2 separate regions of the Homo sapiens genome follow, and region 1 is linked to region 2. Evidence: chromatin loops called from intact Hi-C (ENCODE). Cell type or tissue: OCI-LY7. All regions are shown on one strand. Region 1 overlaps GRIK3 (glutamate ionotropic receptor kainate type subunit 3). Region 2 overlaps GRIK3 (glutamate ionotropic receptor kainate type subunit 3).

Region 1 (2,500 bases), 48 kb after region 2:
TAGTTGCATATAACAAAGAAAAAATTAGATTTACTGGGGGCATACTAAACCTTGTTACTGGTTGGGCATATAGTCAAAGAAGCCTGATGATGGCTGCTCTAAATTAAATGAGAGTTTCCTCCAACCCAACAACCAGCTGAGTCAGACCTTGCTGGGGATGGCTGCCTTAACCACCTACTGCCCAATATGAAGTAAAGGTGCGATGGAGAGAAAAACAGCATTTCGGAGAGTGGGTTGAGAAGCAGGCCAGCCACCACTTTCTCTAGATAGTCTAGGATTTATCCTTGGATCAAGCTGTGCACTTGAACTGCATCCTCGGCTCCTTGCGTAGTTTCACTCCCTAAACTGTGTTTCATCATCATGTCTTCAGGTGACATGGAGAAACAGACAGTACCAGACATGGTTTATGAAATCTGCTAGCCACTGGTTAGAAAGATGTTGCATTTATTTTCTTTCTTTCTTTTTTTTTTTTTTTTTTGAGATTTTGAGCCAGAGACTTACTCTGTCACCCAGGCTGGAGTGCAGGGACACAATCTTGGCTCACTGCAACCTCTGCCTCCCGGGTTCAAGTAAGTGTGTGCCACCATGCCCAGCTAATGTTGGTATTTTTAGTAGAGATGAGATTTTGCCATGTTGCCCAGGCTGGTCTCAAACTCCTGGCCTCAAGTGATCCACCCGCCTTGGCCTCCTAAAGTGCTAGGATTACAGGTGTGAGCCACTGCACGGCCAATGTTGCATTTCTTACAGCCTTTCACATAAAGCTCCAGATAAGAAAACATATTTTAAAATAAAGGGTTAATAAAAGCTGTTGTTTTTTTTTTTTTTTTTGTCCCAGAGGTACTAGGGTGACTTTTTCCCCATAGGAAAGATACAGTTTCCCTTTTCCCTTTGGCCACCAGGGAGCGTAGAGTCAAATGTTTGGCCCGATTATAGCAACTATTGGACATCATGACTTAACTATAGCATTTTAGTTTTGCTGCTAAGAAATATAAACTTTCTAGTTTATATTTTTCCTAGTATTAAATTATTTGAATGAAAAGTGAGCTATCATATTAAATGTAATTCATGTAAACAACTTTAAATCATTTTTGTGAAATGAAATGGAATAGTTACTATTTCATTCATTAAAAATTAAGCCCAGCCAATGGCCCAAATTATACTTTCAGACACTACTATGAAACATTATCAATGCCCTCCCAGGTCAATCCCATATTTCAGCTCAGTTGGCCTTGGACATGCATATCTTTCTTCAGCCTCCATGGTATCAGCCTCAAAAAGTGAAGATGTCTGAGCTTCTGGATCCGGAGGTGGTGGGGGTCTGTCTGGCCAAGTAGCTCCCAGCCTCTCCTTCCTGCCCCTGGCCCAAATGGCACTGCCACTCACTTTGTTTTCATCTGTACCCTTAAGTCAGCTTCTGGCTTTTCTGAGCACTGGCTACAAACCCATGTCTCTCCCCAAACTCATCTTGACCTCTCCTTAACTTGTCTTGCAACTTTTCCTTTGGTCCCCAAGACAGCCCCTTGGGTGGGTACTAGAGAGCCAGGCTGTCCTTCCTCTCTGCTGTCTCCATATTTACAAAGTCTGAGTCCAGCTCCATAACCTGCCACCCTGCTGGGCTGAAGGGGCCATCTCCCACCTCCTGTGCCCCCCTCGTCACCCCACAGGCTCCCCAGCTCCCACACTCTTCTGCTGGATGCTGCCCCACTGCAGAAAGAAGGGAGAGGAGGGAGGGGGCTGGGAATGGTTCCTGCCACCTGTTAGGAGCCCCAAAACGAACTTGAGGTAGTGGGGAGGAAGATGAAATACTCGAGGCAGCACTCGGCCCAATCTCTGCCTTGGCACCCCTCTTAGACACACGGACCCCAGAAAACATCAGGGCCTTGTAGACAAAGGAAGCCACCTTCTAAAAAAAACCCCACACATCAGAGGGCAGAAGAAAATGCAACAGGGCAGGAAGTCACATGCTTCTGTTTCGATCTAATCCCTGCTCCAGAGCCCACCCTCCGAGGGGGCTCGGACAAGCCACAGCACCTTCTCTGAGTCTCAATGTCCTTATCTATAAAGCAGAGATAATAATACCAGCCTATCTCACAGGAGGGTGTATCAAATGGAAAACTGCATAAAAGGGCTTTGAAAAGGATAAAGAATCACACAAAGAGGTAGGGAATTGTTACTGCAATTGTTCCCTCTGAGAGCTAAGTGACCCCAGAAGAACCAGGGAGAAATTGAGCTTCGGGTTGTGGAGGGCAGTGGGGGTCTGGGGTCTGATCAGCAGACTCCCAGCCCCCACTTTCCTGCCCCTTGCCCAAACGGAATCACCACTCACTTGGTTTTCATTTGTGCTCTTGAATCAACAGGCTTTAAGTCTTCACAGCAGGTCTTACGGGGACCATGGCAGGGAGGGACATCAGGTCCCTCCCCAAGCTTCATGCCTGGCATGCTATGGTCATAGCTGAACTCTGTGTTTGCGTATGTGTGTCCTCAAAAGCTGTCCAATGGA
Region 2 (2,500 bases):
GGAAGCTCTCACCCCTCACCAAGCTCACCTCTCTCTAGCACACCTTACATCTGAGCTCCAGGATCTTGCCACTGCACTAGCCTAAGACGTCTTGGAATGCTGGCCCATGATTACCCCTGCTGCCTCTCCTGGAGCCCAGCACACAGCCTCAGCATCAGAGGACTTGCTCAGTGAAGAGTCACGGAATGCCTTTCAGTAGAGGAAGCCACATGCCAATCAGAGCAGCCAGAAAGGTCATCTGCGGGAGAAGTGAGAGTGGCCTGGAGGAGGCCCCCGACCCTGAAGGCCAACAGAAAGCATGTGGGGAGCCACTCCAGGGTTCTGGGCAAGGCAGCATTGTGTGGCATGTGTGGGTCTCCAGGACTCTTGGGGTGGGGACGGGGGCTGAGGCCAGCAGCAGGAGCACAGGTAGCACATGTCTGTGTTCCAAAGGACAGGTCCCTGAGGTTCCCCTGATTACTGTAAGGAGGCTGGGGAAAGAGTGTGCATGCACATACATATGCATACACAGGTCCACACACACGCAGAGAAGCACATGTGTACACACCTGTGCACGCACAAGGACACACACATGCATAGACAAATCACAGAAAAAAACCAGCTACAGACACATGAGTTCAGGCCACAGAAAGGTGCCCTTCCTCACACAAGTATAAGTGCATAGTGGGCAAGTGCCTGCAGGTGTGGACCCAGGGACACATGCCTGTGTGTACCCACCTGTGCACATGCACGTTCACACACACGAACACACACACACAGGTCCATAGGAGCCCTGGGTAAGGGCCTATTCCTTTGAGAACAGGCAGGAAGCCCAAGCCAGCTCTACATTGGATGGTGGTGCTATAAGTGGTGTCAGGGTGGTAGACAGAGGCCTCAGCCACATGGGCCTCCAACCCCAAGCAGACTTCAGCAGTGAGGGGCCACCCCAGAGTGGGTCCTGAGCTCACTGATTTGCTGAGGCTCAGATGAGCAGCCCGCCAGCCAGCTGCTTCCCCTCCTGAAATAGCAGCCCTAAATAAGTGACAGCCCACCTGGCTAAGGGTAGGGCCTGGCATGGCTGTCATCAACCCTGCCAGCAGGACAGGAAGGGGCAGGTGTGGGGCGGTGGGGTACAGGGGCTGGGCCTGACCCAACACCACCCAAACTGTGCTTCCCCGTCCACACACCGAGCAGCGCACACGTGCACACAAACACGTGGATGGATACACAGAGGCTGACAGGCACACTCACAGCACCCAACACACAGTGGAACACAGGCACTGAGTCACAGGCCCTCTCTGGGAGGCCCCGCACATCACTCAAACCCAGAACCACAGACACAGCACACACAGACATACCCCCGCCCCCGGAGAACACGCATGCACACACAGGCTGCCCTGCTCCATACAAACACAGGGCACATGCACATACATTCACACACAAGCATATCTGGACAGCTGCAGCCAAGCATACTGAACAGGCTACCTCAAGCACTCACACATGTGAACACAACAACAGAAGGCTCAGAAACACCCTGGCACATGCTGTGTAGACAAAGACACAACCAGCACACCAAGGCGTTCAGGACCAGACACACTTGCACACATTCACGCAAGTGCTCATGCACACATCCAGAGTGTCTGTGGCCTTTCTGACTCACAACCTCATCCCTGTCAGTAAGGATCCCCCGCTGGCCACCAGGGCCAGGGTCTGGTGTTTTGGCTGGCCAGCCATGGCCTGTGGCCAAGGCCTTCTTAACAAAGGCTCGGCATCAGACCAGATTCTCAGAACTGGTAGGTGACGGTGAGGAAGACAAGGTTCTTGGTGACACCTCCTCCTGCAGGCCTCCAGGCTCCACCAACAGCCAGAGCGGGGCCTGTGGGGGCTTCAGTGGCTCAGTGGGGGAGGAGTCCTGAGCCGTGGGGTGCTCGGCCTGGGGGACGGCAGGCCCTAGAACTCTGCTCCCCGCCCTTTTCAACATCATCCTCTCCCCTTCTCAGACTAAGCCAGCAAATGGCTGAGCCAGGGAAGCAAGAGAGGGGAAGAGGCCCTTGGAAGACAGGGCTGAGGGTGGGAAGCAGGCAGCGTGATTGGTAGGAAGGGGTGGCCACCTTGGCTGGGGACTGGGCCAAGGTGCTGCATAGGCAGAAGCCCAGAAGAGAAAGTTACTTAGGAAGATGAAATGACTCAGGGCAGCATCTCACCAGCAGCCATTTAAATGACTCAAAGCCTCATCGTGAAACTGCCACAATTTACCCAGACGGCAGCATTCCGCATGCCCACCGGAGAGGGAAAAACCCGCTAACTCCTTCCACGCTGGTGTGTGGGCAGCCAGGCTTCCCAGCTCCCAAGAAAACAGCTGCCCAGGGCCATGTCCACCCCACACCACTCTCGACCATCACATGCCATGGCCAAGCTGAATCCTTGCAAGGCTTCCAAAGAACTGAGAGAGGCGGACCCTGAGCCCAGCATCCTTGGGAAGGTGAGGGGAGCACAGAACAAAAGCCCCCGAGGTGCACAG

Evidence for each region. Hi-C counts contacts between places; a loop is a spot of excess contacts. Peaks named below come from ENCODE experiments on the same cell type or tissue, not always from the same donor. Only the 100,000 strongest peaks of a DNase experiment are listed, where the experiment ranks them.
Region 1: a loop joins it to region 2, with 2.9 times the contacts of the local background. A loop is called at or near these places in 1 of 110 quality-filtered maps.

The regions. Positions count from the first base shown.
Region 1 is chr1:37,002,211-37,004,710 of GRCh38, forward strand. The region is part of intron 1 of GRIK3 (glutamate ionotropic receptor kainate type subunit 3); the gene reads right to left. Among named protein-coding and RNA genes, the nearest start is that of GRIK3, 31 kb to the right of the region's middle. In OCI-LY7, a CTCF peak has its summit at 946 (motif pointing right); a DNase peak (open chromatin) is centred at 1,941; H3K4me3 peaks cover 941 bases; H3K27ac peaks cover 1,922 bases.
Region 2 is chr1:36,954,192-36,956,691 of GRCh38, forward strand. The region is part of intron 1 of GRIK3 (glutamate ionotropic receptor kainate type subunit 3); the gene reads right to left. Among named protein-coding and RNA genes, the nearest start is that of GRIK3, 79 kb to the right of the region's middle. In OCI-LY7, no CTCF peak of the experiment used is centred here; DNase peaks (open chromatin) are centred at 190 and 1,020; H3K4me3 peaks cover 1,914 bases; H3K27ac peaks cover 2,500 bases.